Regions from separate parts of the Mus musculus genome. Here region 2 is linked to region 1. Evidence: chromatin loops called from intact Hi-C (ENCODE). Cell type or tissue: gastrocnemius. All regions are shown on one strand. Each heading gives the region's core, and the rest is flanking DNA. Links, peaks and the distances in the headings are about the cores only.

Evidence for each region. Peaks named below come from ENCODE experiments on the same cell type or tissue, not always from the same donor. Only the 100,000 strongest peaks of a DNase experiment are listed, where the experiment ranks them.
Region 2: it touches region 1 in a loop (2.2-fold over the local background); 8 of 42 quality-filtered maps call a loop at or near these places.

The regions. Positions count from the first base shown.
Region 1 is chr16:22,437,760-22,443,802 of GRCm38, forward strand. It overlaps Etv5 (ets variant 5), which reads right to left and starts at 1,811. Exons shown (of 13, transcript NM_023794.2): 1 at 1,758-1,811. In gastrocnemius, for the core only: a CTCF peak has its summit at 2,696; DNase peaks (open chromatin) are centred at 802, 1,324, 1,971, 2,679 and 1 more place; H3K4me3 peaks cover 2,636 bases; H3K27ac peaks cover 2,442 bases.
Region 2 is chr16:22,300,121-22,306,163 of GRCm38, forward strand. No RefSeq gene overlaps it. Among named protein-coding and RNA genes, the nearest start is that of Tra2b, 37 kb to the left of the region's middle. In gastrocnemius, for the core only: a CTCF peak has its summit at 2,673 (motif pointing right); a DNase peak (open chromatin) is centred at 2,691.

The DNA.
Region 1 (6,043 bases), core at 666-5,665:
GGAACACTTTTCACAGTAACCATTTCCATCTGACTTGTTTTTCACGCTGTGAGCACCATATCAAATTTTCATAAGTGAGCAGGATACAAGAAAACCCTTCACAGCCAGCACTTGGCCCAAGTAATCAGATATTTTCAAAGTCAAAGGAAAGAGAGTTCGCAACTTCCTAGAAAAACACTTCTGCCAGCTTGCCTTCCTTCCACACAGTGCAAACATCGTTCAGAATGAGGCCTCTCTTGAATGTCACCAACCAGGACCCAAATCTGAGAATCTTTAGTAGACTGTGGAGAAGAAAGAATTCTGTGCTGTATTTTTAAAAATTTTGACTAAGTTGTGGCCTCAGAAATTCTTAAATGTCTGTTGTGGGTTAAGAGAACAACGTGTAGGAAAACCAGAGGATAAAATATTTTTAGAAGCTCATGATGCGCAAAAAAATATCCTTTGAAAAAAATCGGTAAAAAGAAACTTCCCTAAGAGATTCCAAAAGCAGCAGCAAGGATCTTCTAAGCAGCCCTTCGAGTTCAAGAGCTGGAAACGTCGTGTTCAAAGTATCTTTTAAAAGCCTGCAGGGAAGGCTTCGGTTCATCCTGGAGTTTAAACCACTTCCTTTGTGTCGTCGTAGTCGCTCCCCCCCCCCAGCCCCCAAATCCAGGGTGCCCCCAGGAAAACTTTAACTGGGCGCAGCGACCGGATCGAGGCCCCTCCCCGTGGCGCGCAGCGAGCCTGGTTTTATGAATGGGAGATGGAGCCGCGGCCGCCACCGCAGGTAGAGGCTGTAACTGGATCCCTCGCGCCCGGCCCCATTCACAAAACAAGACACACTTCCACCCAATTCCCAGCCTTCCCATTCATGAAAACTCCTTCAGCTGCGCCCCCGCCCCCACTCCCAACGCACGCTTAGCCTCCGACGCAGGCCCCTCACCCCAGCGTTTTAGGAAGAAAGCTCAATGCTTCATTCACAAAAAAAAAAAAAAAAAAGGGAGAAAAAAAAAAAAGCCTCAGAGCTCAGAGCCCAAGAAAGAAACCTGCTTCATTCATAAAGTCACCCACATTCAGAAAACGAGGTGCAGCGCTGGCCGATACCAGCAGCCTCATTTGCTCCTGATCACACATGCCGCCTCCCCTCATCACCCCCTACTTAATCAGTACCCCCTTTGCGGGGGAGACCCCGAATCATTCACGAGGTTCCAGCACACTCTCGGCAGCCTCGGAACCGGTTCTCTCTTCCCCCAGGCCGTGGCTCAGGCGGCCCCAATACCCTCAGCCCTAAGAGGAGGGAGTGGGGGGCTGCGGGCCCGCTGCCCAGTCTCCAACTTGCCAGGCCTGCAGAAGTTCGGGCAGATCCTGCACCCTCAGGCTGCACATGTCGGTGTCATTTAACTCTCGGGGTTCTGAAGCAGAACCCCTGAAACTGCTGCTCGCCTCCCCCCACCCCCCATATTAAGAGTCGCGGAGCGTTTCTTCTCGCGAGCCTCCCAGGGCCCTCGGGGGCCCACAACTTCGCGCCCCGCACCCCGTTCTTGCACCCCGCTTCTGTAGCCTGAGCCGGGCACCCCGCTCCCTGCACCCGCTCCAGCACCCCGGGTGCCTCCTCCGCGGCGTGCGGAAACCCGTTCTCCGCTCGCTCCGGAACCGCTAGCCGCCCCCGCCCGAAGCCTCCCAGGAACCGAACCGAACCGGGCCTCGGGGGGAGGGGGCGGCTAGCTCCGGGAGTCACCCCAAGCACGCCCAACTGAGGACCCAGAACCAGTCCGCACCTGAGCGGCCACTCCGCGCGCCCGCCTGCGCGCCTCCGTGGCGGGCTGGGCCGCAGCGATCGGGGATGAAGACCGCTCTGCGCGCCGGCCTCCGGACTCTGCGCCGCCCTGCAACCCGCTGCAGCACTGGCCCGGCCCCCGCCGGCTCCGCCCGCCGCCATTGGCCCGCAGCCCAGAGCACACACGTCCCCATTGGTCGGCGGCCATCCCCGCGGCTGCCCATCACCTCTTGTTTACCCTGTCTTCAGGCAAATCCAGCTGGGCCGCCCCATCATCTGCGGCGCCCATTGGCTAACGGTCGGCCTCCCTCAACGCCCTCAGAGGTCTGTTTTACATAATTTATGCGCTGGGCGCCATTGACCAATCAGCACCGGCTTGTTTATATAATGAATGTAAGGACGTTTTTCATTCATAAAAAACGCGACCTGAGGGGGAAGCTTAGCTGAGTCAGTGAAGCTCTTAAAGGGGCCACTCGCGAAGTTCCCCCTGGCCTCGGCCTGCACCGCTCCTCCCGCCACCCCCGCGCGGGGCCGCTTGGCGCCAGGCGTTCGCAGCTGCAGCAGCGAGCTAAGTTATCATTTTAGAACTCAGGCGAGAGGAATTCGTCATTCCACACACAGAAACTCGCTGACCCTGCCTGGGCGTTCGGCCCATAGAAACACAAAAAACGGAAACCGAGCCCTCTAATCTTAGCTACCTTGAAGAGAAGCCTTAATTTTTTTTTTAAACCAGGTTTCCAGTGGGAAAAAAAAGTAGTTACCTTCCTTTAAAAACCTGAGCTTTTCCAGATCTTAGTGATGTACCCATGTTGCCAAAGCCTAAGGCCCGACCCGATCGCGTCTTCTCGGGCTAATAATTGCCTCTGAGCTCTACAGGCAAGAGGCTACAGCCAGAAACCCGGTTCGTGGATCGCACCGGGCCGGTAGAGGGCCTTGGAAGCACAAATCCCTTTGAAACGTGCGTGCAGTTAGACCGCTTGCTTCTCTCCCGGGCTGCTTGTTTTCCATTTAAGTGTTGAATGCAAGATGGTGTGTTTGCGAATTAGATCCCGTGCAGCTGGGAACCGGGAGAAGCAGTGTTGCTTGCCAAAGGATCGGGCATTGACTGCAGTTGTTGAGATTCTTAACAGGGTGTTCCAGGAAACAAATAAAACAATCCTCTGCCCCTTCCAACTCCTCGTCCTGCTCCTGCCACCGACAATGGCCGTTCTCTTCTTTTCCCAAGGACGCTAGGGTGCTTGTGAACGAGTTCTGTTCTCTACTAACCGGGCAGCAAGGTGTCAGCGTTTGGAGAGTTGAGCCTCAGCAAAGCGGGTCCCAAGTTGTTACCCTAAGGGTGCCCAGTGCCCCACAGTGAAACACGTGGTGTGGATTTCTAGTCCGCGGCCTTTCCCCCCTAAGCTTGTGGATCAGAGCTGGTACTTGGTGTGTTGATTACAGTCCTTGACCAGTTTGAATGCTGGGATGAGACCTGCACCCAGGTTCAGTGGGCTGAGTTATCGGTTTTGCCGGAGACTGGGAAGGGCACCAGTTGAAGTGTGGGCAGGTGCTTTGAACTTTTAACGAGCAGTTCCTTGATATTTAATTTCCTGCCTGAGCACAGTGCTTCCCTTAGCTCCTATTCTAGTTGGTGGCTATAGAGTTTGTCCTCTTGTACCCGTGTTCCCAGCTTGTTTCTGACGTCCTGAAGGCTTTCAATTCAGCAAGGCCCACACTAGTTCCAGATCCTCTCTCACCGGCTTGGTCCCATCACCGCCATCCCTCCCTGTTCTCATCCCAGGCCAACCTCCTGCCTGGTTGAAATTTCTTCAAGAATTTCCTACTCCCCTTTGCTTAATTGTCTCAGATCCCAGTCCTCTAAAAGTTCTGTGGCTTGCTGTATCAGCTCCAGTGCAGGCCTCTTCACAGTGGTTCCTTCACATTCCTTACACTCCACGCCTGGAGTGTGGCTGTTGTGACCTTTGCCTCAGACCGAAGCTCTCCATTCCTCCTTGAGAAGAGAAATTTGAAAGTGTGTAGCAATAAACAGGGGCTAACTGGAATGAGGGAAAGTATTGTGTGTCATACTTGATTTATGTATTTGTTACTCTTTGAGACAGGACCTTGATACGCAGCCGGTTTGGCCTGGAACTCACTATGTAACCCAAACTCACCTCCAGCTAGTTGTCTATTCTTCCCCTCCTCCTAGGTGTTGAGAAGGCAGTCATGTGCCCAGGAGTCCTGGGTAGTTATGGTAGTTTGGGAAGATCATTGAGAACTTGCCTAGAAGGCACAAAGTCCTGGGTTATAGACCCAGCACCACAGAAAAGAGAGAAGTTGATAGCCACAGTATCATATGTGGGGAATTATGCTTCATTAAAGCTATTGGTAACTAATAACTTAGTCATCCAGCAAACATTTAGGATGTACCAGATATTCAGCCAGATCCTGTGCTGGGCTATAAATAAATAAATAATAAATAAATAACATAGAGATGAATGATCTCCAGGGGTTGCCTTGGGCAGCCCGTAGTCACACAGCCCTCCACAGTCTAGCTATGTCCCCACAGTGAGGCAGTGAGAAGACATTCATCACTATTAATATCTCCATTCTACAAATGAGAAACTGAGGTGCGACAGGAGTCCCACCCAGCAAGGACATCCGAACAGAGTCCAGAGGCCAAAATGGCTTCCACTCCTCTCTTGCTTCTCTATCCCCATTCACATCCCACTGTCTTTCTCTTGTTATCTCTGCCAGATAGGAGAGTTAAGGGTAATACGAGAAGTTTCTAGTCTAATGCGCTGGATCTCCGCTCCTAAGAACATATTTACATAGGGGATTTGTAGAACAAGTGCTCTAATTATCATTCCTTCCCCTCCAGGAGAGAAACAGTTTTGGAAAAGGAAACAAAAAGAGGCCCACCCCCTGGGACATTCTTCTTGTGTCAATCTAGCCTTTGTCCTTGGGCAGTAGCAAAACTCGGTCACAATGAGAAACTAGACGCCTGTTCTTCACCAAGTTCAGTTTGCAGCGTCAGTTAGAGGAGGCAATGAGGGCGAGGGGAAGGGAGGAAAGGAGGCCCCAAGCCTGGCTGCTTGCCTCCTTTTACAGGTCTGCTTTCTACATGGCCCCTACAAAATGCCAAAGCAAGCTAGAGTGTAAGGCCCACAACCCACCTTTAAGCTGGTATCCAAACTGATGGACGTGCTCCGGTTGTCCCTATATCGCCTTGTGCCTCCTGTTTCACTATGGCAAGTGTGGCCCTGGGGTGCGGGGACATAACCAAGGATGTGAAGACAAACACTAAATGGGACAGAGATGTTTTCTTCAAGGGAAAGGTCAAGAATTCAGTCTTATTTTCTAAGATTTAGGAAGAAGTGCCCTGAGGCCTGAAAGAAAAAAAGAAAATATTCCACCGTCTGTGTCTCTTTAAACAAATCGGTGTCCTGTTGCTCCTTCCAGCCAGGGGATAGTGAGGTCCCACCGTTACTAGAAACTTCCTCTGTTCAGTTCCACATAAACAGCATTATTTCAGCCTGTAACCCTCTGCGCATGCACCATAACGATCACCTCTATAGGTGAAGAAACTGAGGCACGGAGATATCACAGAGCGGGAGAGGGTTATGGTCCAAGTGCCATGTGTCTTAACAAGGGTCTCAGCTAGTGGTTCTATTTTGAGGGCAGCAAAATGTTTAGGAGGTGGTAGAATTGGGTCCTGGGGGACAGACTTTTAAAGGTTGCAGAGCAGACCCTGGCTTCAGAGCATCCTTGCCACTTCTCGGTAAGAAGTTCCTCCTCAGCCATGGTCAGAGCTGCCCTTCCTGCTCAGCCAGACCAGAACTCACTAAGCCAAAGGCCAAAATAAATCTTCCCTGCGTTCAATTGTTTCAGTTGAGGTAATCTGGTCACAGTGACTCCAAAATTAACTAATACAGAGAGTGTATCACACAGGGTTTCCCCAGAGCCTGCTATTTAATCACAAGGCTGGGCAGCCCAGTCCGTTAGAAGCTGTACGATTGAACACAAAAAGCCTGCTTTGGAAGAGCCAGACTCTATTTGGAGACTTTGCCTAAATTAACTCGCTTGATCCTTCTATCAACCCTATGATCTGTATCCCATCAGGCTCCTGTTTGCTAGATGTGGTAAGTAAGGCACAAAGGTTGGGAAATTTTTTTTCAAGGGCATGTAACTAGTAAGAGAGAGACTCGTGAGCTGAATGTAGGAATGTAGATCTTAAACAAGGCCTTGCTCTCTGGCACTCTCCTGCATTAGTTCCCATCTGAGGTTCCAACTCTTCGTGTGCCGCTC
Region 2 (6,043 bases), core at 350-5,349, 140 kb before region 1:
TTCTGTGAGCTCCATGCCTTTGGAGGGATACTTCCTCAGAAACCTCTTGCCCCCACAGCTGCTTTTCACACGGCTCCTTTAGATTTGATGAAGTCACTCGCGTGGGGCGGAGGACCTGCTGATGCTTTGCTGACACTACTTTGATTGGCTTTGTAAGACCAGCACTGTCCATGGGGGATGTACCAATGAATGGGTCTCGGTAGCTGACATTGGAGAGTCATCTCTAACATCAGTCTTTTCTAGCATTTTTGCTTCTCCAGAGGAGTATATAGGCAGAGCTGTGGGCCTCAGTGCAGAGACTCTAACAATACAGCAGTACTCTGATGTTTTGTCCAGGATTTCGGGGAAGGACATACGGAACACTAAGGTGAGTTCTTTTGTTGTTTGAGACAGATTTTTTCTTTCTTTTTCTTTTCCTTCTTCTTTTTTTTTAACCTATCTAGTGGTGCACGCACATGTGCGCGTGCACACACACACATACACACATACACACACTCATGTACATGCACAAGCCACATCCTATGTGTGTGTGTTAGTTCTCACCTTCTACTATACATGTCTCACAGGACACACTCAGGTTTAGGCTTCCTGGCCTTTACTTGTTGAGCCATCTCATGGGTTCTTTAAGTAGCCCAGGCTGTCCTCAAGCATGAAATAAACACCCTGCCTCAGATTCCAGTGTCCGGGCAGGCACCCTCATGCCTGGCTCCAACGATGAGTTTTTGGTGATTCAGTGGGATCACAGGAGGCTACCTAGGTTAACATCCCATTGATCTATTACGTCATTAGCTTTACCAGTGGCTTCTGGGGAGGAGGAGCTCACACTGTCAAACAAATGGAGAAGGTGCCACTCTGACACATCTTTACCTTCCCTATTGCTTTATTTCCCTGGCTTAATGTTAATTCGCTTGTTAAGTAAAACAAATCGCTTTTGTGTGGGAGGAATTTAGAATCCAAAGATCAAGCAAGGTAAACTTTTTCACCTACACTGTTCCAGCCCCTTCACCAGCTCTTAACAGCTGATTTGGGGACGCAGGTTCAGGTAGGGGCAGGGAATAAAAGGTGCGTTAGTCTCTCAGCCTCAGCTTCCTGGATTGTAGATTGACGGGTGCTCTGGTGCCCACTTCAGAGTGCCCTTGTAATAATGGGACAGGATATATTTAGAGTCTACCTTAATGCTCAGCACACAGTAGGGACACACCAAGTACTCTGTGCCCAGTGTTACCTTGGAACAACTTGGAGTACAAGGGAAGGGAGGAGGGACATTGGAACACAAAATCCAGTCCTTAACTGTGCCATCCAGACTTTTTTCCCTGTAAGTGCCAAGAGGAGGCTTCGCACAAGAAACGGGTTTTGGGGTGGAGGGTTGGCTCAGTGGTTGAGAGTCTTGCTCTTCTTTTGAGAGCTGGAGTGCAGTTCCCCACATCAACTCTGGGAGGCTCACAACCACTCAAGCTCCAGGGGACCCGACTCCCTTCTGCCCTCCTTGGGCACCCTCAAATGCATGCACAAACACATACATATACATCAATAATAAGTCTTTTTAAGAAAGAATGGATTTGTAAAGACTCCTGACCAACAGTGCCCTATGTCTTATAGGTGGCATCTGGTGTGTGGCAAGGACAGCTCTTTACAGGCAATAGGAAGAACTGGTGTCATTTCCCCACGTAGGTGCTGGTGAGGATGGGGACAGATCTGGTCATACAACTGAGTTGAATAGTTGCAATATTACGGCTCACAAAAGTCTCAAGTAGTTATGTATAGTCCTTGAAGAGACAGTTGATCTATGCAGGGTGTCTTAGTTTTGTTTCATGCTGCTGTGATTTAAAAAAAAAAAAAATGCCCCAACAGAAGCAACTTAAGGGGAAAGGGCTCATTTAGCTCACAGCTCCAGGATATAGTCCAACATTGCTGGAGTAGAGAGCAACCAATTAATGCATGCGTGCTAGGGCCCAGCTGCCTTTTTCCTTCTCATTCAGTCCAGGTCCCAGCCCAGAAAGTGGCTGCCTACCTTCATTCAGCGTGAGCCTCTACTTCAGTTGATCCAATTACGATAATAAATACCTCACAGGCATGCCCTCAGACCAAGCTACTCAAGATCTCTGTTATTAATATGCACTTCCTAGGTGATTCTAGATTGAGTCAAATTGACAATTACCACACCAGCACCGTGGCTCACACACCTGTAATTGCAGCACACAGGATGTTGGGGACAAGGAGGGGTTTTTGTGAGTTGTAACCTGAGTAGAATGAGATTGTGTCCCAACATCCAACCCCAAAAGAAAGTGTCTTGACTCCGGCTCTTTTTTTTGGGGGGGGACCCTGGGGGTTCGAGACAGGGTTTCTCTGTATAGCCCTGGCTGTCCTGGAACTCACTCTGTAGACCAGGCTGTCCTCGAACTCAGAAATCCTCCTGCCTCTGCCTCCCTGGTGTATTCATTCTTACAGGACTGGTTTTGGATGGTTCAGGAACTTCCTAGAATTTTAGACAGATACCTGTTCCCTGGAAGTTCTTGGAACATTGATTTATTCTCTACTGCAGTTAAAGCTTTTATGGCACCTGAAGTTCCAGGTCATTACAGGCAAGAAGTTCTGTGTATCTATCTGGAAGACAAGCCCGGATTTGCCCTCAGGTAGCAAAATGCTTAGGCAATGTGTTGATTGTGGCCACCAGGTGGTGCTCTAGCCCGCCCAGTTTGGTACACTCTGGTCTCCAACCTGGCCAACCTCTCTGTCCGCTCAGAGGGAGTCTATGGGACAGATGGTTCAGGCTAAGCAAAGTCCACCAAACCCTCATTCGTTGTTCAGGTAGAACTGTCTGTTTAACTGCTGAGAAAGCACGGCTCTTTCAGAAAATGAGTTTCAAGAGAACAGATTTCAAAAATCTTTAAAAACCTGTAATAGATCACCATTTATGAGATTTGCTAGTTGTCATAGTTACAAGATGACAATGTGACTTAGAGACAGCCTTTAAGTCACCTCCCCCCATGCTTCCTACATAAGTTATTCTGTTTCCAAACTCAAAGTTTTAAACATTTTTTCTAATTTTAAAATACAGTTTTTAAAATTTGTGTGTCTGTGTGTGGCATGTGTTTGTATGCGCACATACATGCAGGGGCTCTAGGAAGGCAGAAAACTAAACTCAGGTTTTCTGCGAGAGCAGCATACATTCTTAATCTCCAGCCCTTATCTTTTCAAACACTTATAACAGTAACTGAGGCCATTATTAAAAAGAAGATAAAAACCACCTAATTTCATCTCTTGAAATAAGAAGGCCTGCTAGTTTCTTCCAATTATTTTCTACTATATGTAATATGTATTATTTTTATATATTTATATATAATATTTATATATTAAAGCAACACTCAATGGGCCATTTCATTCAATGTTATGAACACTCCTATTTTGCTAAAGTTCTTCAAATATATTAATATAATAAAGTTTTATAATTCTGTTGATGGGCATGTATGTTGCTCTTGAACTTTCTTTTCTTTTTCCTTTTTTTTTTTGTTTTCCCTTTGAGACAAGCTGGATTAGAACTTGCTATGTTGCCCAGACCAGACTCCAACTCACAGAGATTCTTCTTCAAGAGCTGGAATGGAGTTTTTATTACTAAAAATGGCTTGTGATGGCCTGGGGGTGGTGGTACATTTCTTTAATCCCAGCAGAGGCAGGTGGATCTCTGAGTTTGAGGCTAGCCTGACCTACAGAGTGAGTTACAGGACAGCCAGAGCTTTGCAGAGAGAGCCTGTGTTGGAGGAAAAGAGCATACGACTATCACTTTTTTTTTAAATCTGTTTTGAATTTGGAGGAAGTTCATTGTCAGGGACACTCAAGCTAGGCTTCTCAGACCAAGCCACAGTCCTGGCTTCCCATGCACCGTTACTTCTCACTCATTGTTTTAAAAATACGTGGAGGCCCAGCGAGGTGGCTTTGAGGGAAGACAATTGATGCCAGCCATGGTGGCCGGAGCTTGAGTCCCTGTAGTCAGCTCCCTGTACTGGTAGGAGAGAGCGGACTCCTGCATGACCCACACTGGTGGAGTGTGTGTGTGTGTGTGTGTGTGTACAGTAAGGTCACAGTTCACCTCTGAGGGACGGCAGGTTGTACTGAGTCAGCTATTAGAGAGGATGCCCGTCTCTTTAGTCGAGGCAGGTATGCATCTAGTTAGTGTCAGGCAGGTGTCAGTAAGCATGGGATGTGCGCCAGTGTTTGTGCCTGGCAGAGAATAGAAGGATGGAAGAGAGAAAACAAACCATAACTAATCACAAAGAGGAGGAAATGGATAGAATAGCCCCTGAGTAAAGAGTCAGCGTGATGGGAACCAATGTCCGTGTGGAGCCAGCAAGGTAGACTATCCCAGAGGCCTGCTGGGGGATCTCAGGAGAAAGGGAGATGAAGCACTCTGAAGATGCTCAGATCTACCTTATCCAGATGCCTGGACCTCAGACGGTTGAGCCTTGAGTGTCTGTCAGCTGGCACATGGGTGTAACATCACCAACTAGGGCTGCGGCTGGAACCTGTGACCAAATGCATCAACATCTCTGCAAAGAAGTACCTGCCTATTTCCATGGAATGCCACACTTAAAGGCTACCTATAGTTTCACATAGCCTGGATCAGAATTTACCACCCAGTTAGCTCATCAGATTCCTGACAAACTGTGTGATAGTTACGTGAAGAGTTTTTCAGATTTTGAAGTTAAAGGATATGAACCTGCATCATTATTAAAATGGATATTCAAAGTTATTTTAAGTGCAAACTGTAACATTTATTGCTTTCTTCCTTATTCTTAAAAGATCATCCCAGAAGCTGATGAGAGGCTGGGATTCCCTGGAGCAGAGGAATTGGCCAATATGTTTCATTTCTTTCAAATGAAGCCCAACTGTGACATCAAGCATACCTGTTGAAATAATTCAAGGTTTATCATTCATAAGTAAAAGACACACACACACACACACACACACACACTTTACATTTTAATATGCTTTAACCAGCACAATAGCTGGGCCACTGCCTGTCTTCCATGATGTTGATCTCTACCTCTCACCAATAATCCCAAGTTATTACTTACTAACTCTGTGTTCCGTCTTCGCTGCCCTGGACCCAGCTGAGCAGCTCTCTGGGCCGCGGCCACGCTCTCCCGGCTCCTTCACATGGAGGCCATGACTCTCAATCCTGCACTCTTCTTAGGTATGGTGCTTTCCAGTGGGGCAGATCATCTCTTTCCTCCCATCCCCAAACCCAGGAATCCTAAAATCCAGCCGCTGTCTGCCCTGCCCAGCCATTGGCTGTTGACATCTTTATTTATCAATCAGAACAAACTGGGGGCAGGTTCACAGAAGCTCCGTGCAGACATTCTCGTACAAACAATTTTGGGGGGAACACAATTAGCATTCATAATACAAGCAGCAACACTTACCCACCATCTAAACCCCCAAATCATAAGCTTCAGTCAGTTTATCTCAGATAACCAGAGAGCCTTTCAAGGCATGTGAAGAGCCTCAGCCATTGAGGCTGCAAGGTGTCCTGTTTCCCAATCCCCCAGTCCTTGCAACATATTTCCCTTTACAGAGCAGCTAGGTTGGGGGATGGGGTGGGGGGGGAGAATTATCACACCATCTGAGGGTTCTCTACCCCTCCTCTCCAGGGATATTTGATACAAAACTCTGATTCTCTTAAATTTTTCCAGCTAGTGACTACTGGTGGCAGAGCTGTTTGGTGACTTGAGAAGTCCCAGAGTACATTGCCTTCTCCAGTTCTTTCTCTCCAACATCCAAGTGCTGCGGATTGTAGTTTGTACTTTGATGCTAATTCTGCTCCCTCAAGAGGAGCTGCCCTGAGATGATTTCAGGTGAAATCTTAATTGGTCGAATAAAGGCGAGATCCTGTGATTGGGCAGTGGAAGAGTAAGAAAGGCAAGGCTAGAAGTTTTAGAGACAGAGGGAGGAAAAGGAAGACGAGACAAGACAGAGGGAGAAGAAAATGGAGGAAGAAGAGGTAGAAGACTGAGCAGACCCACATGGCCTGGAGGAGCCACAAGTA